5 separate regions of the Homo sapiens genome follow, and regions 1, 2, 3 and 5 are each linked to region 4. A link is a loop called in an ENCODE intact Hi-C map of the cell type or tissue named here. Cell type or tissue: heart right ventricle. All regions are shown on one strand.

What was found. Hi-C counts contacts between places; a loop is a spot of excess contacts. Peaks named below come from ENCODE experiments on the same cell type or tissue, not always from the same donor. Only the 100,000 strongest peaks of a DNase experiment are listed, where the experiment ranks them.
Region 1: it touches region 4 in a loop (2.9-fold over the local background); 16 of 110 quality-filtered maps call a loop at or near these places.
Region 2: it touches region 4 in a loop (2.0-fold over the local background); 9 of 110 quality-filtered maps call a loop at or near these places.
Region 3: a loop joins it to region 4, with 6 times the contacts of the local background. A loop is called at or near these places in 21 of 110 quality-filtered maps.
Region 5: it touches region 4 in a loop (16-fold over the local background); 65 of 110 quality-filtered maps call a loop at or near these places.

Annotation. Positions count from the first base shown.
Region 1 is chr18:61,740,271-61,745,270 of GRCh38, forward strand. No RefSeq gene overlaps it. Among named protein-coding and RNA genes, the nearest start is that of LINC01544, 5.4 kb to the right of the region's middle. In heart right ventricle, CTCF peaks have their summits at 2,793 and 3,120; DNase peaks (open chromatin) are centred at 2,991, 3,697 and 4,229; H3K27ac peaks cover 5,000 bases.
Region 2 is chr18:61,721,969-61,726,968 of GRCh38, forward strand. No RefSeq gene overlaps it. Among named protein-coding and RNA genes, the nearest start is that of LINC01544, 24 kb to the right of the region's middle. In heart right ventricle, no CTCF peak of the experiment used is centred here; no DNase peak of the experiment used is centred here.
Region 3 is chr18:61,579,301-61,584,300 of GRCh38, forward strand. It overlaps LOC124904314 (a long non-coding RNA gene), which reads right to left. Exons shown (of 7, transcript XR_007066395.1): 6 at 107-156. Among named protein-coding and RNA genes, the nearest start is that of LINC01544, 170 kb to the right of the region's middle. In heart right ventricle, CTCF peaks have their summits at 2,738 (motif pointing right) and 2,941; DNase peaks (open chromatin) are centred at 2,731 and 3,031; H3K4me3 peaks cover 1,280 bases; H3K27ac peaks cover 2,715 bases.
Region 4 is chr18:61,633,555-61,638,554 of GRCh38, forward strand. No RefSeq gene overlaps it. Among named protein-coding and RNA genes, the nearest start is that of LINC01544, 110 kb to the right of the region's middle. RefSeq lists an enhancer at 2,357-2,406. In heart right ventricle, CTCF peaks have their summits at 2,441 (motif pointing right) and 2,644; DNase peaks (open chromatin) are centred at 2,447 and 2,828; H3K4me3 peaks cover 368 bases; H3K27ac peaks cover 1,353 bases.
Region 5 is chr18:62,128,560-62,133,559 of GRCh38, forward strand. All of the region lies in intron 14 of PIGN (phosphatidylinositol glycan anchor biosynthesis class N), which reads right to left. Among named protein-coding and RNA genes, the nearest start is that of PIGN, 56 kb to the right of the region's middle. In heart right ventricle, CTCF peaks have their summits at 2,956 (motif pointing left) and 3,155; a DNase peak (open chromatin) is centred at 2,946.

The DNA of each region.
Region 1 (5,000 bases), 110 kb after region 4:
GACCAAACTCTGACACATAGAGAGACCTATCAGCCAGCAGCAACGAAAACATCAGACCACCTGGTTTGCAAGCTCAGCAAACATAGGACCACCTGGTTTATCCTAGCTCTCTGTCCTTTCATTCCAAGCAGATGTGACAAGGAGCTAGCAGCAGGGTTCAGTTAATTGGTCAAATGACACGATTCTCCTTAAGCAAATGAACACAGAATCTAGCAGAATTCTAAGACTTGGGGGACACTCCAGAGGGTGTGAGCTGCTCATGCCCTAATCACACAAAGGCAAGGACCCCTGTGCAGCCTTCCTAACCGATCCAACAAACACCACTCGTTTCACCAATAAAAAATAAAATCTAACACCCAGTATGCTAATAAACAAAAGTTCTGGTGTCCATTGGAAATAAATATAACTGAAGTGCTAGTATCACAGTCTGGAACATAACAGAACTACCCCTAATACTTCTGAAATATTAGGAAACTTCAAATACTAAATAACTGTGCTTAGAGCATTAAGCAAACTGAAATACACATCATCAACATATGTTTTAAACAGAGCTGCTTTAAAGTAAATTATAGATAATATAACAATATTGTCTTAGTCCATTGGGGCTACTATAATAAAATACCACAAGCTGGGTAGCTTATAAATGACACAGCTTTATTTCTCATAGTTCCATAAGCTGAGAAGTCTGAGATCAAGGCACCAGCAGATTAATTGTCTGGTGAGGGCCCACTTTCTCATTCATACCTGGTGCCTTCTCTCTGTGTCTTCACATGGTAGAAGGAGTGAGTTAGCTCTCTCAGGTCTCTTTTATTAGAGCACTAATCCTATTTATGAAGGCTCTGCCTAATCACCTCCCAAAGGCCCCATCTCCTAATATCATCACTTTGGGGGTTGGGATTTCAATGTATGAATATTGAGTAGACACCAACATTGAGACTATAATGAATGCCATATATGGGCTTTTACTTCTTCTTGTCAAATTGTCCTTTCTTCCTCTTTGAACATATACCACAAGCTTTAGTCCTTTTCTTCTGACCTCAAGGAAGACCTGATTATCTGTCACAATACTTTATTCCTGAAATGATGGAATATTACTTGTCCCTTCATTTATTCAGCAAACACTTGTACTCCTAACGCAATAAAAAATCACGTAAGCCAAGAGGGTAGGGGGTAAGTAAACTGGTACCTTGACTTAAAGGGGCTCTAGGTCTAAAGAAGAGGCAGACATTGGAGCTGAAAATAACAGCACCAGGCAGTGACTCTCAGGACAGATGTGCACAAGTCACAGTGGAAGCACAGAAGAGACACCCCTGAGTGTGCCTCCCAGAAAAGGGTGAGGAAAAATGACCAAAGATGCTTCATCTTAAGGAAGTATTGTCCTGGCTGAACTGAGCCTTAGAGGATGAATGGAAAGTTGGCCTGCAGTATAGGCAGCATCCCAGGCAGAGAAGACAAAAAATATATACCCAACAATAATAGCTAAAATCTATTAAACTCCTACTCTGCTCCAGGTGCTCTCCTAGGAATGCCATGTGCATAATAAATAAAATCTGAAATAATGCACATCATTTCACTTCTTCCTCAAAACAACACCCTGAGATAGAGGCTATTATTACCTCCATGTCACAGAAGAAAACTGGGGCTGAGAGCATTAAAATAACTTGCCTAAGGTCGCACTGCTAGAAACTGGCAGAGCCAGGGTTTGCACCTAGTGATTTCTGGCACTTAAGATATTACACTATATTCTGTTCGCTACAACATACAAGTATTAAATGGGGCTGAAACTGAAGTTCAAAACAGAACTGCGTGCAGTCAGTCTGGAGAGGTAAGTCAGCCGGAACATGGGTTTTGGTTCATTTTCTCATCTAGATGTGACTGCCTGAGTCTAGTACATCTTTCTGTTTCTATTACAAAGTTAAACACACAGTAGGGGTTCGATGGAATTGAGTGACTGAGTCTACAGGGAAAGAATTTCCAGAATAGATTATTGAATCACCAACTGTCTGAGTAGTGACTCGCCCCTTCTTTTTGGGTTTATTTTCTTTTAAAAATAGAGTTTTCAACATGCCCAACCAATATCAACAGATATTTGAGTGTCCTCCATGAGGCACACACAGTTAAGGGCAGTGGAGATTCAGCAGGGAATAAAATAGGCAAGGTCTCTTCTGTTAGACAGCTTAAAACAACCTTCCCCTGATGTGACCTCTCTTATTCTGAAAAATGCCAGGGAAATAACAATCAACAATGGACTCTGACAGTGGGCATCTCTAGAGGTACGCTCCACCCTTGCAGGGTGCCAGCATCTTGACACCATGCTCAGGCCCACATGACCATCACCAATGATGACTGCAAGATTCCCACCCCCAGGAGACCCAGGGCCCAGCACAGTCACTTATCTGGCCACCAAGAGCTTGCTCAGGGGACACCCTGCGACTCTTTAAGGTGGCCAAGGGCAGCCAGCACCTGCTGAATCAGCAAACCACCCAGAGCCCTGTATGTGTTGGCCTAAGAGCTCAGCCCTGGGCCAGGCAGCGGGACTTTTCCCCTCTGAAGAATGTGCCTCTATTCAAACTCCACTCTGCAGGAATGCCCACGGTGCCAAAAAGGAACAGAAAAAAACAGGATTCAAAACAAGGCACTTGAATGAAACAAGGTCCAGTTTTCAGTTCTCATTTTCTTTCTTACTCTGAATCCAAGCATGCTGTGTCTGAAGGAAGGTGGCCAGGGAAAGGAAGGGCCCTGGAGGCTGGCTGTTCTCTCTTTCTTCCAGTAGGGTGGTGGGGTAAAGCAAGGAGAGAATGGTGAGCCATGTTCTCAGGGAGAAGGCAGGGTAGAGGTCACTTGCGTGGTGTCTCATGTGATGTCTGGTAGGATCAGACTGACCCAAAACTCGAGTTTCCTTAGGGAGCAGCCCGTTCTCTCAGTGTCCCCATGGGACCAGCTTGCTGAGCTGACCAAGGCCTCGGCCCCCGGCAGCTGGCTGTCCTCAGTCCTCTCCCACCCCTGAGCCTGCTTCCCACCTCCTTCCTCCCTTACAGACAGTGACCTTGTCCTCAAGTTGCCCCACTCCTGTCCTTCCCATGGGCTAAGCCAACTGTCCACTCCAGAGGCTCCCTCATGAGGCTTCTAGGAGTAGAGGAGGTTGCATATCTGCAATGTTAAAGCCTCAGTCCTGAGACCTGGGCTGCCTCTTTTTCCTCCCTGGGCCTTGCTCTGTGGGGCCAGGATAAGTGGCCAGAATAATGTGATCTCAGCCCTTTTCTTTGACTAAATGCACTGCCAGGTTTAAACACAAGGTGCATCCCTGGGCTCCAGGCTGCTTACCATGCTTGGGACACTTCCTCCCCTACCCCTGCAGTCCCCAACTGTGGGGTCTGACCACCACCATGGCCTAAGTCAGGGCTCAGCAACTTTCTGTGAAAAGTCAGATAATAAAAATTTTAGGTTTTGTGGACCACATTCAATCTCCATCACATATTCTTTGGTTTGGTTTTTTTGTTGTTTTTAGGGGGGTTTTTTGTTTTGTTTTTTCTTTTAACAACCTTTTAAAAATGTATAAGCCATTCTTAGCAGGGCCATGGACCAGATTTGGTCCATAGTTTGTCAACGCTTTTGCCTTAGTACACTGGTCTTTCTCAAGCCCAGTGAAAGTAAAATGATGATTTCCTCAGGGAGTTTCAAACAAGCTGCTTCCAGCTGAGCGGCCCTGCCTAGGTTCCGATGATGTCATGATCCAACCAGCAGCCATCTATGATCATAATTAACTAAGAGAAACATTTACCGGGAGGCAGCAGAATTTTCCATCAAATTCTTCTTTATTAAAAAAAATAGATTCCTTTTCAAAATAGACAAGCTTGGAAATTTTAAAAATAACAGTATTCATTAACAACTCCCACACTAACTGTGGTTACCAAACCTTGAGAATCTAAGTGCCAAATTCCATGTGCTAGCATTCACATGCTTTCTACTTTGATTCCCACAGTGGCTCCCACTGTAGCTATCAATGCAATCCAGGCTCAACTGAGGTCACTCTGTCACTTGAGATTGAAATAAAATTGGCTTAACCCCCCTATCTTAAATCCATTGGGAAGACCAAGATTGTAGCACATTCCCAGGAACTGAAATTCTCAAGGCACTGCTGACTCCACAGTTTCAGGCTGTCCCTCTCAATCCCTCACTCAGCTCTTCTGCTTCCCCAGCAGCTGTGGCCCAGGACTGGGAACATGGCTCTTCTTTGTGTGTGTGTGTGTGTGTGTGTGTGTGTGTGTGTGTGTGTGTGTGTGTGTGTGTTTTCTGAACACATTTACCCAGTAGCATTGTGCTGAGGCCAACTTCACAGAAGGTTTAAGACAACGGAGAGATGAAGCCTTGCAGTGGGTCAAGGTCAAATTTACCAGTTTCTATAAAACTGGGCATTAGTCACCCCATTTCCAAGTCTTTTGGCCATGCTACCAAATATCAGGGGTTTCCACCCCTCCCTCACAGGATGGTCTTCCTTCTTCTCCATCTCTCCATCTTTTGGGCTCACCCACTCCCTGCCTCCCAAATTCAAATTAGCTCTCCACCAGGCTCTGGGATCTTCTTGTCCATCCATGAGTGTCTCCAGGTCTCGGAACTGGCATCACTTTTGAAATCTCAGTCTTTCCCTTCTTTTCTCTAGCCATGATCAGTGGAATGAAGAGGCCTAGAGTATATTTTTCCCTTTGATATGAATGCACCGTCTCCTTTACAAAGCAGAAGTGGCTACAGGCAGTTGATTACTATGCCTTCCCTCTCTGTTACATTCACACCCCCACTTTACCAAGGAGGACACTGATGCTCGGGATCATCCAGCCAAAATGTGGCAGAGCTGCTGTGACCCTCCAGGCTGGACTCACTGCTCTCACTCCCTGCATCAGTGGTTCTCAAACTGGACTGCTCCTAGGAGTCACTCAGAGGATTTGTTTAAGTGACACAGGTCACTGGGCCACCGCCCCCTCAGAGTTGCTGATTCATCAGGT
Region 2 (5,000 bases), 88 kb after region 4:
GTTATAATTGTTATCATCATTACAATTACCATCATTATTATTGTTACAGGCTGTTTAAAAAAAACTATCATAAAAACATCATACATACACAACAGGGAATGTATCAAATTTAATCACCCTAACTTGCACTGACAGATTTGTCCAAGATACACACAGAAAAAAACTTTTTTTTAACCAAGAATTCTGATTAGTAGTGCAATTAAGTTAAATTTAAGGGAATAAAGTAATTTCTTTTTTACATTGGTGGGTAGACAGGTTTTTTTTAAGTTTATATTAATAGAATTGTTTAAGATGCAATGACTAACTATAGATGACAAAAATTTGATAAGGAGAGAAAATTCTAGTTTCTCTAAATCCAGAACTCTGTAGCAGAGCTATGTGGTATAAACTGTACCTGTACCGCAAGCAGTTTTTGTAGGTATTGATTTGTTAATGTGCTGTTAGCTGAGCCTATTTATCATTGAGTAGTACCACAGTTTACTTACATTTATTACAGCAAAGTCCATCCTGCCTGTTTCCCTCCCCTGCACCCCATGCTCTCTGATAATGTCTCCTTCTCCCCCGCCCACCTCCTCTGAAGACCTTTCTGTGTAAAATATATTCCATTACACAACAAACAATTATTTAAAAAATTACAAAAATCCACCAGTGGCTATTTAACAACTATAAGGAAGGTATTCCAATCTTTTAGAAACTTACATGACTATTCAGGGCATCCCAGCAGCCTATCAGTCTCAATTCTTTCTACCCAATTACCTATCAAGACTTTTTACTAGACAGTCCACTCCCAAGAAGAAAATCTATTGTCCATCCTTTAGACTACTTTTTAGCCTTGTAACATGAATAGACATCTCTATTTCAAGACAAATTCAACAAACCAGGGCTTGTAGTCACCCTCCCTGGATCCCATAGCTCAGGGTCCATAGTTCCAGGGCAGTGAAAAGATGTTATTTGTGTTTATCATATGCAGTGCCCTTGTCAACATTGGTGCATGAAGTGGGTAAACTGCAGCATCTATCTGCTTCAGAGAAATTCACTGGGAAGTGTTTATGGAAATCGACCCACCACCTGACTACTTGCTCCTCACTCAAGTAATGTCAGGTGGGAATGCAAATAGCTTGTTGCAATCTTTCGGCCAATATTAAGGGTAACATACAAGTCACTTTCCCAGTGCTTGGAGAACATCAAATCCTCTTGTTAGTGATGCAGTATACCCAAAAGGAAACTGACTGTATTGGGTTGAAGAGCTCCCCTCCCTGCGCCTCCCCACCCCCCAGATTTGTGTTCACCTGGAATCACAAATAGGACCTTACTTGGAAATAGGGTCTTTGCAGATGCAATCAAGTTAAGATGAGGTTGTACTGAATTAGGGTGGGCCCTAAATCCAATATTCATAGTATTTTTATAAGAAGGGGGAAATTTGGACACAGAGACAAATGCACACTGGGAAGAAGACCATGTGAAGATGGAAATTAGCGTGGTACATCTACAAGTCTTGCTGGCAAGGACCGTCAAGGAAGGATTCTTGATCCTAAAGCCTTTGGAGGAAGCCTAGTGCACCCCTGCTGATACTCTAATTTTAGATGTCTGACCTCCAGAGCTGTCAGAGAATACATTTCTATTGTTTTAAGTTACCTAGTTTCTGGTATTTTGTTCCAGCAGCATCAGCAAACTAATACACTGACCAAGACACATCCATTGCCAAGATAATTTCACACCCACTAGACTGTCAGTTTCAGGAGGGCAGGAACTGTCTATCCTGATCATGGTTATATCTCCACTACTTTCAGCAGCGTTTGGTACCTACTAGGTATTCAATACAGTTTAGTTGAATTCAAGAGGAATGAGTTTCCTTGATTCTCATCATAGCCCCAATTTCATATTGAGTGAGCATCAGTGCAAAGGCTCATGCAAGAGGGAAGGTCTAGGCCCAGAATCCACTCCTGCAACCCCAGTGAAGCACTGCTTTCTGTACATGTAATTGTGCACCTGGATGTCTGGGCCCACGGTTTGCTGTGCTATGCCTGAAAGTTCCCTGGTTTGCCCAAGTCTGAGGCCATCCTGTTTGTGGAGCATCTCTAGCCTGTGGGAACTTAACCTGAGATAACCTCCTTAGGTTGAGCCGCTTGGTCTTCACACCCTTCTTGGTCTGGTAGACACAATGGGAGCTCCAAATTATCATATGAGCAGAATTCCTAGGAAAAGCAAGTAAATTTGGTTTCTTATCCCTTACCCAAGAGTCCAGCTTATATATGACTTCACACAGCTCCAAGTAAATGATAGGAAAAAAAACAGTAACTACTTGAAATACTGAGCAGACCTGGTCAAGAAGACATGGCCAAGGTCACATTGTAATCACCCACAGTACCAGCCAAGACTCCTGACATGTCACTGAGACCTGTGTAAATTGCCATTTTAGACATCAAGCATCAACAACCCAGAATGATTGTCCAGGTTCTTGGCAATCATTGACAATTTAAAATGTTTCAATTTGCTACTAAAATAGAATGAAAATGCCAGTCATTATCAATAATTTCTCATCCTGAAATTGCAAATTTAGCTTTGATTTTTATAATTAGCTAGAAATGAATTTTAAAAGTCCTCCGAAAATTCAAGGATCTTGTTATACCAAAGGCGATGTCAAATTTGATAATCCTCTCGCTACCTGCCTGCCAATGCTTCGGCAGCTTGTGCCCAGAACTCCCACCCCACAGAAGAAAATGAACTCATTGTGCTGCGGATTATGCTTAGGAACAGAAAGTGAGGATTACGTCATGTGTACAGAGCCAGGAGTGTTACACTCCTAGAAAAACCTAGCATTGTATAAGAGCAGGTCCTTAAACGACACGAATGAAAAGCAAGAACTTCTGTGCCTTTCACAGCAAGAGTCCTCCAACACCCAACCCTGTGCTCCATCACTAAACACTAGCCTGAAGGAAGGAAGGAGAACACACCCTCAAGACTTTTCCTTTCCTCCAGATACATCAGTTTTGCTTCCAGAGTTCACCGTCTTCCTTGATTGCTACAATAAGGAGAATTATGTATCCTTCTGGGTCAGACACTAAAACCAAGTCCAGGCCTGAAACACTGTCCTTGGTCACAGCATTCATTGCCTTTCCTCCAGCTACCTTTCTAGAAGGGCTCTTACACGGCTCTTTTCCCTCTACTGATATCTATCCTCAGATCTTTTGCACCAACCTGAACAACAGCCCACCTTTGACCCCATGTCTTTAGCAAGTTCTCACTTCTCTTCTTCCTGTCTTCACAATCAAGTTCTATTGACTTCCTCACCTCCAGTTCTCTCTCTAAACCATGGGATTCATCATTCCCCAGTGCTGCAGTTAAATTACCTGCATTAACTTGACCACAAATTAATAGTCACCAAGGAGTACAATGGATTCTTCCTGGGCCTTTTTTTTTTTTAACCTTTATGTAACAATTTAGATTATTAATGACATCTTGCTGCGAAAATCTCTTTCCTTTTACATTTCACTGCAGTTTCTCCTACCTCCGGCCACTCATTCTGTTTCCTTTGCTGATTCTTGACCTTCCCATTTGCCTCCTGAATTTTAGGGTTCTCTTAAGTTCCATCCTTGGTCTTCTTGTTCATGTCCTCCATATACAAGTGGGTGCTATCATCTATACTCAAAGTTTTCTCTACCGTAAGACAGCTTTGCTGATGACAGACAAATCTAGATTTCCATTTAAATATTGCACCTACCCAACAAAATCTATTTAAGGCTGAATATTTCCTTTTCTCCAGTATCTACTTATTTTCTAATATTCCCTTTCCTTGTTTATAGTAATAGAGTTGAGCTTGGAACAACAATAGGAGTTAGGAGTGCCAACCGCCATCTTCCCATGCAGTCAAAACTCCACATATAACTTTTGACTCCTCCAATACTTATCTACTAATAGTCTACTGTTGACCAGAAGCATTACTAATAACAGAAATAGTTGACTAACACATATTTTGTATGTGTTATATATATTTTGGATATGTATAAGATACTATATTTTTACAATAAAGCAAACTAGAGAAAATAAAATGTTATTAAGAAAACAATAAGGAAGAGAAACTACTATCCTGCATTAGTCCATTTTCACACTGCTGATAAAGACATACCCGAGGCTGGGTAATTTACAAAAGAAAGAGGTTTAATGGACTTACAGTTCCATGTGACTGGGGAAGGCTCATAATCACAGTAGAAGGCAAGGAGGAGCAAGTCACCTCTTACATGGATGGCAGCAGGCAAAAGAGCTTGTGCAGGGAAACTCCACCTTACAAGACCAACAGATCTCATGAGACTTATTCACTATCATGAGAAGAGCATGGGAAAGCCCTGCCCCCATGATTCAATTATCTCCCTCCAGGCCCCTCCCACAACATGTGGGAATTCAGGATGAGATTTGGGTGGGCACACAGCCAAACCATATCATATTTTTTACGTGGAAATGAATCATCATAAAGGTTTTCATCCTCATCATCTTCATGTTGAGGAGGCCAAAGAGGAGGAGGAGGAAGAGGGGGGTTTCTCTTGCTGTCTCAGAGGTGGCAGAGGCAGAAGAAAATCTGCATATAAGTGGACCCACAGTTCATATCCATGTTGTTCAAGTGTCAACTGTTCTAGTGAAGCCACAATCTTTTGTACTTTTCCCCCAACTTTATCTACCTCTTGCCTATCCCAAATTGTTTACTGAATTCTACTTCATGAAGCAATGAACTTATCTCTCTTTAATTGCTTCAACTCTGGCCTTCACAATTTCTTACTAATGACAGCAATCACCGCCTAATGGTTCTCTCTAGATGCAATGCTGCCTCTTCTAGTCTATATTGCCAATAGAATTTTTATTTCTAAAAATGCACATTGGTTTATGTCACTGCTGACTTTAAATCACTCAGGGGCTTACCTATATTGTCAATATACAGCTCAAAGCTCTTAGCATGACTGTCAAGACTTTCAGGTTTTGACCCTTACTATTTCTCTGATCTCAAATTT
Region 3 (5,000 bases), 54 kb before region 4:
ATGGCTTGCCTAGTGTCATATACTCAGTGAGGCACCAGCAGCTGAGGACAGGACCAAAACTTATCACTGAAGACCCGGGACAAGTACATGGATGGCATTTACTTACCCAGAAAGCATGAGACTTGCAAGGTGACTTGACAGAAGAATGTCAAAGCTCTGTGCAAAGAGGTGAGAGGAACAGAACACAAGCTGTGATTTACTATCCAAGGAACCTTGGGCAAGTCACTTACACTTTCTGAACAGTTCCTCATCTAAAAAATGAAAGTAACATCTACCACATCGAACTTCACTTGGCTGTTTCAAAGACAAAAGAAGTGTTTTAAACAAAACCATGTGACCTAGGACATTTTATAAAATCTAAGTCAACATAAGGCATTGTTATTTGAGAGGATTTGTAGAATCAACATTTAAAATGAGCCTGCAGCTGTTGGCACACAATGATAATCCTGAATTGCAACCAGACAATTATAGAAAATGCTTCCTAAGAGATGACTAAGAAGTTCCTTTTTGCCATTCAATGTGCTATGATCATTTTCACCACTTACTCTATGGAAAGTGCTACAAAGCATGCAAGGACAACTGGACTGTGACCCACATCCTCTAGGAAATACGGTCTGGTAGAGGAGACAGATAAACCACTCATTTCACTGTGAGGAAAAATGAAAGAAAACATGTAATAGCCAAGGAGACCAAATGTGGGGGGTCCAGAGGAGGCTTGGGTCGGTTCCCATTCAGCAGCTCAGAGGAAGCTTTTGGGAAGTTGCAGGGTGATAGGAAAAGAGACCCCAGATGGCAGGAATATTGCAGTGGGGAGAAATGGAAGCCAAGAACATACAATATTATATGACTAAAGAAAAAGGTACATGGAAGATTGTAGACATTCCAATAAAAAGTTTGTGCAACATGGTATTTAGTGGGATGTTTTTTCCTGTTGTCTTGGAAACGTGGTAGCTCCTCAGTGAAGCTGAAACTGAACACAGCTCCTAAACAACCACAAACACCAGCTATGACAGCAACACCACTACAGTGGAGCCCATCACCGCAGAAGGACCAGAAGTGGCCAGGGTAAGGCTGGGGCAGACATACTTCACTAATCTGCAGCAGAGGGTCCCTCAAGATTCCTCTTTCTGCTCCCTTCTCCTTTCCCCTTCCCCTGCACCCCACCTTCCTTTGCTCAAACAAGAAGCCACATCTACAACAGTGACTTTCTTTCTTTTTTTTTCTTTTAAAGACAAGGTCTCGCTCTGTCACCCAGGCTGGAGTGCAATGATACAATCACAGCTCACTGCAGCCTCCATCTCCAGAGCTCAAGAGATCCTCCTGCCTCAGCCTCCTGAGTAGCAGGGACCACAAGTGCATGTCCACCACCCCTGGCTAAAACAATGACTTTCAAACTTCTCTAAGCATGACCCACAGTAAATGTTTTACATTATGACACGATTCACACAATTCCAGGCAGCTGACATCTATTATCACATTTATTTTCACACACACACACACACACATACACACACACCTGAAACAGCTTTTTGAGGAAATCATACTCTATTACTTGGAATGTACTTTGTAATTTGTATTCCATTCTACTCCTTTAAAGAAAAATAAAGATTGTGACTTTCTAAATTGATATTATGAGCCAGCAATGGCTTGTGACTTGCATTTTGGAGAAACCAGCCTAGGACAATATGGGAAGGGCATGGGTCTCACACACACACACACACACACACACACACACACACAGAGCCAGGTCCATGGCTCCAGCCTCACCTGAGGAAAAAAGCTGTGCAAGGAGTTTAAACAAAATTTTAAATAATGGGGCTGGGCGTGGTGACTCACGCCTGTAATCCCAGCACTTTTGGAGGCCGAGGCAGGTGGGTCACCTGAGGTCAGGAGTTCAAGAGTAGCCTGGCCAACATAATGAAATCCCGTTCTCTACTAAAAATACAAAAATTACCCAGGCGTGGTGGTGCACACCTGTAGTCTCAGTTACTTGGGAAGCTGAGGCAGGAGAATTGTTTGAACCCGGGAAGCGGAGGCTGCAGTGAGCAGAGATCCTGCCACTGAACTTCAGCCTGGGCGACAGTGAGTTTCTGCCTCAAAAAAATAAAAGCAAAGAGTGTAATAAATGATATTTAAAAAAAAATTTTCTGAATAATGAACAGGACTGAAATGAAATTGCTCTAATACCCCAAACAAAAGGCTGGCTGTTTTCAAGGGACTTGCTCCCCCACTGGGAAGTCGTCACAGTGGGAGGGGGTGGTAGAGTCCAGTTCGAGCCTGTTCTAAAACACACACACACACAAACACACACACATTTTATGTCCCTACTCCCAATTTTGAGGCCCCGAATTAAAGTTGGATGGGGCAACACCATGAAGGCCACTGCAGGATCATGCAAAAAAAAAAGACACACTGGGGAAAGGAAAGTGCGCCCCTCAAACACTAGGCAAACACTGGAGAAGGAAGGACCTTTGGGTCAGCAATAAGAAAGCCGTCCCCCTCAGTCAGCACAAAAGCTCGCCCCCAGGGAGAAACAGGAAGATCCTTAGCTCTTCTTTTCCTTCCCCAGCGCCCATCATCCTCCCTCCTGAGAAAACGGAAGAAAGGGTAGCACAGCAGCCGAAAGGAGTTTGGGTTTGCTTTGCTTCCATCTGCGGACAAGGCTCTTTGCAGAGAAAACCCAGCCTCCCGGTGCCCGGGCCCCGCAGGCAGTCTCTCTTTCGGCCACCAGAGGGCGCTCTCCTCCTCCCCAGCCTCCAGCCACACCTGGCCGAGGGGCGTCCTTGCCCCACTCCTGCAGCCCAGAAGCGCACTCACTGCACAGCCGCGGAACCTGCAAGACGGGCCACAGGCACGCCCCGCTGCCAGCCGCTTAGCTTTTTAAAACAAGCCAGCATAGATGTTCACAATTATTCTCCCCTCAACGGTGGACACTGTCAGGTCAGCAATCCCTAGGAAGCTCCCGGGAGCGCTGTCGGAAGACTTTGCCAGAGCTCAGACTCATCGGGAGGGGGAAATCGGTTCTCTGGCTGCCCCTGGCAGCGGGGCTCCCCCACCCCAGGCTTAAAATAGGGATGAAACTCTTTGACATCGAAGGACACAGGGTCCCTTCCCACTGACGTCCGTTGTGGCGCTGAGGGACCCAGGAGAGCAACAGGGCTTCCAGATCGGAGACATCACCAAAGAGGGAACGCAGCCACTTTTATTTTTGCCTTGACAATTATTAAAATACGCAGAGGAAGGAAACTATTCAGGCTGGCTCTGTACAAGGCAATCATTCCCAAATTGCACCAAATTGGCTGCTCCCCAAAGTCCGTGTGTTCTCCCCACACCCTCATATAAACACACACACCCACCAACACCCTGTGTTATTTGTCTTCAATGAGTTAGAAAGAAGACTTTAAGATAAGGCAGGGTGAAACTCTGACAGCTAGTACCCAAAACTCCCCCTCAACATTAATGGGAGACTTGCTTGTATGTTTTTGCCCCCTAAGGGTAACTGATTCCCATGACTTTGCTTTAGCCAAGGGAATGAAGTGGCTTTTGGGGTAGAAACAGCCTAACCTTACACAAACTTTGAGATAAACAAGCACTATCACAGCACATAAAAACGAAAACTACCAGCAGGTTAAAATTATCCCTATGAAGAAAAAGGAATTTCACGTTATGAAAGTTTTTTTTTTTTAATAATCTGCTAAGTACACACTAATACCCAAAACAGGCCTTAAACAGTCTGAAGGATGCTTGAGCTAAAATCTTATAAATTGCCCTGGAATATTTGTCAAACCACCTGCCCAGAACATACTGTATGTATTCATAGTGCTGTCAAACAAGTGGACTACCATCATTGGATGAGTGGTTTGTCAGCCAGAGGCTGGCTCAGACAGACCATACGTAAAGGTTTCTAACCCTAATTTTTCCCTTTAGTGATTGAGCCTGGACCCATTGTTTGGGATACTTGTGGGGACATGGACTGCATTCTGTCTTATATTGCAGATGCTAAAGAAAACATCTTTCCAGTCCCCCCTTCCCACAGCAGAACACCATGGATTAAATCTGAAACAGTATAAGTGTTCACATCTGGAAAATTGAGCTGAATCTGTCTGGAGACATCTGTATGGATCCTTTGGACTAGTATGAAAAACGATGATTTCTGTGTTTTCTATAGTGGTTTCCACCCTCATGCTAAGGTTTACATTTCTGAAATCACACCACAGCCACCCATTTTAAGGAAGTAGGAGGTTAGAAACATTAAGGAAATTAAGATTGGAGGACAAAGATTATGTGATAGTTAATCTTATATGTCAACTTGGCTAGGCTATAATGCCTTGTTGTTTGGCCACACACTAGACTAGATGTTGCTGTGAAAGTATTTTGTAGATGTGATTAACATTTACAGTTGATTTTGAGTAAAGGAGATTACCCTCAATCATATGGGTGGGCCTTTTCCAATCAGGTGAAGGCCTTAACAGCGAAGACTGAGGCTTATCAAAGAAGGAGGAATTCTGCCTCAAGACTTGCAACATCAGCTCTTCCCTGAGTTTGAGTGCTGGTCTGCTGTAAGATTTCAGATTTTAGCTTGGCATGGTGGCACACTGCTGTAATCCCAGCTACTCAGGAGGCTGAGGCAGGAGAATCACTTGAACCCAGGAGGCGGAGGTTGCAGTGAGCCGAGATGGCGCCACTGCACTCCAGCCTGGGAGACAGAGCGAGACTTGGTAAGAAGGAAGGAAGAAAGGAAGGAAGGGAGGAAGGGAGGGAGGGAGGGGAGGAAGGGGGGGGAGAGAGAGAGAGAGAGAGAGAGAGAGAGAGAGAGAGAGAGAGAAAGGGAGAGATTTCAGGTTTGCCAGCTCCCACAATGGTGTGAGCCAATTCTTTAAAATAATTCTCTCTCTCTCTCTCTCTCTCTCTCTCTCTCTCTGTGTGTGTGTGTGTGTGTGTGTGTGTGTGTGTGTCCTATTGGTTTGGTTTCTATGGAGAATATTGATTGATACAGATTT
Region 4 (5,000 bases):
TTAGCAGTTAAGAATATTTAAAAACTCTAGCTAGTTTTGAGTACTCAAGTGTAAACCATAATGTATCATTTTTTTAGATTAAAAAGTGTATTTTGGCCAGGCACAGTGGCTCACTCCTGTAATCCCAGCACTTTAGGAGGCCAAGGAGGGTGGATCACCTGAGGTCAGGAGTTTGAGACCAGCCTGGCCAACATGGTGAAACCCCATCTCTATTAAAAATACAAAAAATTAGCGGAGCATGATGGCGGACGCCTTTAATCGCAGGTACTTGGGAGGCTGAGGCAGGAAAATCACTTGAACATGGAAGGCGGAGGTTGCAGTGAGCTGAGATTGCACCACTGCATTCCAGACTGGGCAACAAGAGCGAAACTCCATCTCAAAAAAAAAAAAAAAAAAAAAGTGCATTTTATTTTGCTAACAGCAGATGCTTTTGCATTGTGACAAAATATAGACACATATAAATGAGAGACATTTAATGGAAGAGTCCATGAGAGAGCTCAGGAACCAGACAGCCTGGATTCAAATACTGACTCTGCCAGTTCCCCTGGGTGAGTTACATATTCTCAGCCTTACTTTCCTTGTCTGTAAAATGGGAGAGAGAGTTTATAGGGTGCTTGTGACAAACAGGCAAAATAATACATACAAAATATATAGAACAGTGCCCTGCACATAGTAAAAACATGATAGTGTTCTCTGTTCATGTGTAATTACAATAATGTAATTACGATATAAATCTGACTCTCATACAGCTCTCAGTAAATATGGACTAAGTGCTGTGCTAAGGATTAAAAATTCAATATTAAGACAGACACAGTCCCTGCCCTTATGTGCTTATCAGAGCTGAAGATAAAGACCCTCTCTGGCTCATTGTACATAGACAAGATCAAGATGTTCTCTCTTAGGGAATTCCTCAGTTACCCAAGACTTTCTGGCTTCCCAGATGCCATTCAGGCCACCCAGTCTGAATTTCACCTCAGTTGGCATGTGTTTCTTTTGCCAACCCTATTTATTTATTTTTGAGATAGAGTCTTTCTCTGTTGCTCGGCTAGAGTGCAGTAGTATGATCATTGTTCACTACGCCATTGACCTCCTGGATTCAAGCAATTCTCCTGCCTCAGCCCCCCAAGTAGCTGGGACTGCAGGAGCATTCCACCATGTCCAGCTAATATTTTATTTTTTTGTAGAGATGGGTCTCACTGTGTTACCCAGGCTGGTCTTGAACTCCTGAGCTCAAGCAACGCTCCTGCCTCAGCCTCCCGAAGTGCTGGGATTACAGGCACAAGCCACCATGCCTGGCCTGCCAACCCTATTTAATCAATCGGCATTCTAGCTATTCACAACTGTTCATACATCCAGTCTTTGGTTCTGTTGGGGCTCAAAAAAACATTACCCCAAAGTATGGTGCTTTGGCACGCTGAGTACTTTGAACTAAAGGAGGAGATTGGAAGGCCTCAGACGTGGCCTCAGAAGCAGTCTCTCCTCTGATCTTCTCCTGTCTTCTTTCTCCCCCTGAAGCAAATCATAGAAACCAAAATCCCCCTTCTCCAAGGTGGGTTCTTGTTCCCTGAACATTGCTGTTATCCTGTTCTTTTTTCAGGGTGCCCAGATTTCATATTGTTCAAACACACATGCTCTATAATTTGTGCAGTTAACGCAATCATCACGGAGTCATGAGGCAACATACATCCTCCTCAGCTTATAAAATGACAGGATTAAGAGATTAAAATAAAGACAGGCATGGGAAATCACAAGGGTATTGATTGGGGAAGTGACAAGTGTCCATGAAATCTTCACGATTTATGTTCAGAGATTGCAGTAAAGACAGGCATAAGAAATTATAAAAGTATTAATTTGGGGAACTAATAAATGTCCATGAAATCTTCACAATCCACGTTCTTCTGCCATGGCTTCAGCCGGTCCCTCCGTTCGGGGTCCCTGACTTCCCGCAACAGTGGGTCATAAAGCTAAGATCCCTCTTCCCCAAAGCAAGCCATAAAGTCTGAAAAGGTCACTCTTTCCCTTCTTCCCTTTCTCTTTCCAGAAAGATTCTGCCCCATACGGGGGAGAAAGCCTACATAGAGAGGCCAAAAAGAGTCTGGACATACCTGGCTGGGTCCCCCTGCCTCGGTCTATCGCCATTAGATCACACCCCTTGTCCACTCACATTTTGACATAGTTGTCCACTCTTCATGGAACGTAAGCATACAAATAGATGGTTTTCTCTGGGTCTTTGGGTCTTCATTTGTGAAGGCTCTTGCGCTATGTAAAACTTTGATTCAAATAATTTGTTACACTTTCCTCTTGTTAACCTGTCTTTTCCTATAGGAGTGTCAGCTGTGCCCCTTATGATGGGTAAGAAAATGTATCACACCTTTCCACCCCTAGTTTTCTCCAGGTGTGTGGGCAGCCCTGGGGCTGCGTTCTTCCATCAAGAAAACACAAGGGGGCGGTAGTGGCACTTGGGCTTGACGGTGGTGGGACTTAAAATTGAGTCCTAGAAGAGAAAAATAAAAATGATAGAAGGCAAAGATGGAAGAAGAGAAGGAGCAAAGATGAAAGAAGAGAAGGAGCAAGGAAAAGAAGTGTGGTGTGAAAAGAGCCAAGAACACATTTTAATGTTTTTCCCAGAGCCGTACTCCCTCCCCAGCGTGAAACAGTGCAAAGCATGGAATTAATCCACTCCAGTGCATTGTGGGGAAGAAGGTTTGAAGTGAAGGGAGCAGGGAAAGGCCCTTGCAGGCTGAAGCCCTGTAGAAGAGGGCTGGGCTAAGCAGCCTCTGGGGAAGGGGGGCACTTAGGGCCCAGACCAGCTGGCCTGCTGTTTCTTTCCACAGGCCCCAGGGTGCAACCAGCTTCTCTCACCTTAAGAGATTTCCCTGGCTTCTGAGCCAGCTGTCCCCAGCTACCACGCCCCACCCAGCCCCAGGCAAACACACGGTACATTTTCTTCTCTGAGATTTACTACCAGGAAACAGATTAAAAGGCAACAAAAATAAGCAGAGGGTGAATTACCCAGGTTAAAGGCAATCTTGTGCAGCTCCTGTGGACAGACCTCTAGTTCTTATTTTCTTTTAAAAACTAGATTGGATTGAATGCTTTGTCTTTTTTCTGAGAGAGCTAAGGTGACCAAATGTCCAGGTTTGCCCAGGTGTGAGGAGATTCCTGGAATTCAGGACTTTGAGTGCTAACCCTGGGAGAGTCCTGGTCAACTGGGAAGAGTTGGTCATCGACAGAGAGCTCAAACAGGCCCCTCCTCACCTCCAGACCAAGCTTCTGAATGAAGCTTTGCGGAAATCTCTACCAGTCAGGGCTGAACCAAGCATGGGAGTTCCTATTGGTCTCAAGTGGGCAATTTTCATCTTCAAGACCTTTACCAGGGAACCACTGGGTAGGGGCTCCAGTCTCCCCAGATGCCACACGATGTGCATTCCCCTGTGCCTGTTTCCTTACCAAAGCAGGAAGAAGTAGGATGGGATTTCTGTCTGGGAGCTCCTCTGGCCATTTTTTAGGGAGTGGTTACTTTTCTCCAGATCAGGGGACTCTCCCGTCCCCCGCTCAAAAGCATTTTTATTTTATAAACAAAGTTAAGCAGAGTTCCTTGCTGCAGGCCCTCCACTATGGCAGTGTATGAACACCATGCATTTTCTAGAGGAGCAGACTGGTTGCAGCACCTCCCAAACTATTCAATCACTGAATTTCCTCCCTTTTCTTTAAGAAACCTGCGTTCTGAAGAGCACACATGCTCCTGGAACCTTTGTTTGATCCCACTTAAGCAGCTTTGGGACCTCCCCTAGTGCTACCCAGTGCTGTTTTCATAAAAGAATCAAGCAGAGGACTGAGGGCTTTTCACTGAGATGGACCCAGCGCCACTGGCCGTGCCAAGCGTGCGCAGCAGGTGTGCGTGTGTGTGCGCTTGCTGGCAGGCGGCCCTCTGCAGGCAGTTCTTTGCACCTCAAGCCAGGTTGCATATGCCATCTCTGCTGGCTTGGGGAGAGCTATTTAAAGTCTCTCTAAAGGCCAGTAAGCCTGCATGACTTCTCACACTTCCTAAAAATGCAGGGTCCGAATGGTGCAAATTCCAGCCAATACAGCTCTTGGGTCATCCCCTTGTGTGCCAGCATATGTAGGACTCACATCAAGTTACTGTAAACAGATGGCATGTTTGTTACAGTCTTGCTTAAATGTACCAGTATATATGCACATTTTGTTTGCTAGTAGCTTGGAAGACTTGAGTTGATTAATTAAAAGCAACACATACTTAATAGTTGTGTTTTTTTCAAATGATACATTTGGTTTTTGTAATTTTTTTAAATGGAAAAAAAAAAACCCAACAAGGCCTGATTTATATACTGAAAAGAGGTTCTTTCCCAGTAAATTAGGAAAAGTAGTTTGCATTCCTGAACTTATTTATTTTCCCCTGTAGCTAATGTTGCTTGTTATTCTAAACTGAGTGGGGATGCTAAGAAAGAAAAAGCATTGCCCTCCTGTAGAGCATGTGTCACCTGTAAATTTCCATGAGACAGTGGTGCCTCTAATCTCTGAATTCAATTCCACCAGAGCAAATTGACTTTCACCGAGGTGACTTTGAAGCCAAGTCATTTTGCAGGTTCAAGAAGTAAACTCTGCCAGCCACACCACTGAGCCCACTGGCCAGGGTGCCGCCTGCAAAGCCCCACCTTCCACCACACCCTCCCTTCAGTACTGGTTCCACTGAGCTAGTCACCAAAACAAAACAAGTTGTTTAATTAAAAGATTTCCAGCTCCTTATTTCCCAAGTGCAACAGAATGGGAAAGTGTCCCTGCTGTAATGTAAATAATGGAAATCAGTCTTCTACACATCCTGGTGAGGGAAATTTCTCGTAGAAGAGTTGCCAGCCTTTCCAATACAGCACTTTGGGCTGAAACTCACACATATGTGCTATTGAAGTTGAATTCTGGCAAGTGCTATTCCTGGTATTTATTTGAAAGAAGCCAAGTACTTAAATGGAGTTAAAACAAAA
Region 5 (5,000 bases), 500 kb after region 4:
AGGGCACAGCTGGATACTCACATGCAGCCACAGAGATCAAGAAAAAAAAGAAAAGAAAAAAAGGTAGAAGAGTTCATTTAGGTTGATATGAGGAAAAAATTATCCTTTGTTTTCACATTACAAAAGTGGGTTTTGAGTCATTAAAATATTTTAATAAAATGTTTAAAATATTCATTAAATTCTATAAGCCCATTATTTCTAGAGGGCTATAATATTTTATTATTACATTTGCATCTACTGTCCCTTAGCTAAAATACATTTTCTTTAATATATTTAACATGAAAAATGTAAGGCAAAAATAAACTATTAAGTTTCTTCTATTTGGCTTCAAAATAAGAAGTCATCATAAAGAAATATTAAAATATAAGTATACAACGATGTTTCATTGGAAATGCAGATCTCCCCACTCACTCCCTGCAAAATTCCCTTCCAAGGACAATGCAAAGCCAATATTGGAAAGCACTTTCTATTAGCTCTCAACACCTGGCTTTCTCTCCCCTTGCCTCAATTCCTTACTCCCTTCTCTCCCTCCCTCAGTGGCGTGCTGAGGGCTGCTCACACCAGCTCCCGAGAGCAGATGGTGTACAACTCTTCCCTTTCTCTAGTCGCATCATCCTTGGTAGCTTGAGATTGATCATAGTGAGCGTATTTATACCAATGAAATTGGCAAAGGCTATTAATGGGAGTCTTTCCCTCTCTCAGAGAGCTGAGTCTCTTGTTAGCACATCACTGCCATACTTTCCCACCTTAAGTCCACATTCTTAGCTGTCTCAGACCCACTGCAGCCCATAGCAATTAGTGTCAAGTTAATGAAAGCTAGTATATTGGCTGTTACTACCTCAGAAGTGCGTTGAGCTGAAGACTTCTTGCGTCTCCATCTCAGCTGCTCTCTGAGGTATCAACAAATCAAAAGTTCTCTTTCCAACACTGCCTTCACTGAAGTTGTCTTATTTAACTTCCTATAAATTTGCATCCCTCATCTGTGGGTTTGGTGCTCCTCAACTGTTCTTACAAAAACAGTCACTCATAATACATTGAATTATCCCTTATCATGCTGTATCATTTGCTATACTGTCTATATGTTCCCATTAGACTTTGTGTCCAACAAGGGCAGGCACTACGTCTATCTTTTCCAACATCAGTATAGTGCCTGGGACACAGTAGGAAAACAATAAATACTGGTTAAGTAAATCAATGAAGCATTGTAAGATAATTACTCTGCAATGGCTGAAATGATGACAAATGTAAACTATTAATTTCTGTTGAGAGTTAAATTGTGTCCCCCAAAAAGGTCCTAACCCCTGGTATCTGGGAATGTGACCTGATTTTGAAATAGTGTCTTTGTAGACATCATCAAGCTAAAGCACATTAATACTAAATTAGGGTGAACCTTAAATCTAGTGACTGGTGTCCTTGAGAGGGAGATCTGGAGACAGAGACACAAGGAAGAAGACCACTGATGACAGAGATAGAGAGTAGAATGATAAAGCTACAAGCCAAGGAAACCGAGGATTGCTTGCAGCCCCCAGAAGCTAGGTAGAGGCAAGGGAAGATTCTACTCTAAGCCTTTGGAGGGAGCATGGTTCTGGTGACACCTTGCTTTTGGACTCCTAGCCTTAATTTTGGACTTTAGTCTCTAGAACTGTGAAAGAATGTATTTCTGTTATGCTAAGCCATGTAGGTTGTGGTAGTTTGTTATGGCAACCCTAGAAAACTAATATATCTTCCTATCAACTGCCCAAATTCAGATTGCCCACAAGGAAAAGTGATGGTTTTACTATTTGTTGTTCATTTTCCCTTTAATCTATGCATAGTTACAGATATGGATAAACTAATGAAGTATTAACTTAAAAAGCAACATGTTTGAAATACAACATTCTACATAGTAATTTGTGAGGAAAAATTTCCTTTATTGACTAAATTGTTTTTATTGAAAATATCAAGTTTTAAAGAATCTATAAACATGTCATGTTTAAGTTAAAAAAAAAGAGAGAAATGAGTTGTCTTAATCTGTGCACATTACTTTGCTGTAATTGTTACTATTCATTTTTTTAATGGTTACTTAATACTATAGAATAAGGTAAACCACATTTTAGGATTACCAAGAATTTTATCAATTATTCAGGGTCAGCTAGTGTTTAGAGGACAAGATCTCCTAAAATGCTGCCCTTTCTTACTCTGATTTTTGTTACAAATTTTTTTTGCTTTCATCTACACATGACCTAATATTTTAGTAATACTTGTCTATTCCTTTTTAGAATGTCTATTTAAAGGGAAAAATATTTTAAGAGTATAAAGACAGAGAAAGCAGGATAAAAAGTTATTTCTAGAATAATTTTCATTCCTTTAGCATGACCAATGATATAGAATCGTATCACCCTTCATGTCATAAGTGAATAAATGAATAATATTTTTCTATGTAGGTATGTGATGCACAGAAGTTTTTTTTAAAGATAAATTTCAGTTTTGAAGCAGAAAATTATGTTTCTTACAAATAATTAGTAAATCAGATAGGTAAACTGGTAGAAAGGTTCACATACAAGCTAGTATTTAAGTTGGGTCTAAGGGAAGGGCCTTTATCAGCTAAAAGAAACAAATTTTATAAGAGAAACCAAATACTGTTGCCATTTTAGTAGAAAATACAGTTTTTTGTTAAAATTTCTTTGTTTATCAAATTTATATAATAATTTTCAAATAAAAAAGTAACAAATATTTTTGCTTCTATTGGCAAGGTATATATCCCCTTCCCAATTCCGTATTCTTCCCCCTAAGATATCTCTGAAGAGATCTTTTTTGCTTTCTTCTTATTCTGTGGCATTTTTTCTTTTAAATTATTTCTTGTCTTACTCCAGCCTCTAAAGTATACAATTTTAAACATAAAGTGTTTTTCCTCCTTTTACAGATGGGTGATCCTTTTATGCCTCTCCTGGTCATGTAGCTCCACCTGCTGGTCATCCTTCAGCATACCATCACCAGGGTCTGCCAGACCCAATTTTAGCTTCAGGTGTTTGTTTTTTAGCAGTTCTCTTTATCAGAATGGATGTTTTATGACTTTTATTCTTTTTAGAGGTCTTTAAAATATCAAAGAGAAAATTTATTTATTTTTGCAAAAAAATAGGATATGCAATTACCACATGGCCCTGTTAGACCCTTTTACAAGCCTAAGATAAAGAATCTTGGCAATTTTATTTTTCCTACGTCCTGAAACATTTGCTATTTCATTACCCTAGGAATTATTTTATTATTCACCAATTACTCATAACTATGCTAGAAAAGACTGAACAAGATAATGGAAAAATGGTGAAGATACCATTAAACTAAAATCTAATAATGCTGGTGAAATTAATCATGTCACGAAAATTTTGATACTATGAATTTTCAGATGCCAATGTCCTAGATGAATTTTCTCAAGTTAAGAACAGACAAGTGAACAATATATTTCTAAGAACAAAAAAAAATGATGCTTATACAAAAGGAAAGACTTTATTACACAATAGTTTGTGAAAAGAACCTGGGTTATCTTTTTTGCTAAAAGCATGTGTGACAACAGTACTCTTTGATCTTTTATGTTTATAGGCCCACATTTACTTGATATAGTTTCTAAGAAGACATGCTGACATTATGTGCATATATAAAAGTGATTAAAAAGAAATATATGATGTTAATGTGAAAAAAACCCACTGGACTAAAGAAATAAAGGGTCGATGGTACTCAGTAAATGGTGATAACTGTTTTTTCTGATAACACCAAACATTAAAGACTTGTAATGCAGAGCTAACATTTAGTCAATGCCCTTAAATATTCTATTTCAAAATACCTCAAGGGGGAATGAAATTTTTAATGAGTGAAACTAAATACTCTTAAAAATAATTTAACAAATAATTTCTGTGGTTCACATCTCCCTAAATGATTAAAAAATAATTTTCAATTTAGTATTCCACCTGGTTCTGGTATATTTTCCAATTTTATGTAACTGATATAATTAATAAATTCTGATTACAGTCAGGCACAGTAGCTCACACCTGCAATCCCAGCACTTTGGGAGGCCAAGGCAGGCAGACCGCTTGAGCCCAGGAGTTCAAGATAAGCTTGGGCAACATAGGGAGATCCCATCTCTATTAAAAAAAAATGATAAAATAAAATTCTGATTATGATGCTAGCTAATATCTTTTCCATATGACTGTTAAATTTTATATTTTATAGACCTCACACTTTTACTTATTTTTAAATATTCAGTTCTTTAATCAATGTAGAATTTAGTTTTGTGAATGAAATGAGGTTACAAGAGCTAGCCTTATTTTTTCCAAATGGTCAATTTTCTTAGTACAAATCTTTCTCCTACTGATTTGAAACACTACCTTCAGTCAAAACCAAATCCCATATACAGATTGTCCCAAACTTATGAGAGTTTGACTTAGGATTTTTCAGCTAACATGGAAGTGATATGCATTCAGTAGAAAGCATACTTTGAGTACCCACACAATCATTTTGTTCTTCACTTTCAATGCAGTATTCAATAAATTACATGAGATATTCAATACTTTATTATACAGTCGGCTTTATGTTAGATGATTCTGACCAACTGTAGGCTAATGTTAAGTGTTCTCAGCACATTAAAGGTAGGCTAGACTAAGCTATGATGTTCAGTAGGTTAGGTGTATTAAATCCATTTTGCACTTACATTATTTGCAACTTAGGGATGTAACCCCATCATAAGTCAAGGTGCACGTTGTAGACAAGTGAATCTTATCTCTTTATGTACTCACGAATCAGTTCCACTAAATCTATATGTTTGGCCTGCATCAATACTACATTTTTTAGAGTTATAATAGCTTTAGAATGTGTTCTGTTATCTAGCAGAGCAAATCTCTTATCTTGTTCTTCTTTCTCAAAACTAATTAAGCTATTCTTGAGAATTTATTTTTGATATAAATTTTAAAATTATGTTTTTGAGTTATACAAAAATCCTTTTGTTATAATACCATATTCAGTAAGTAATT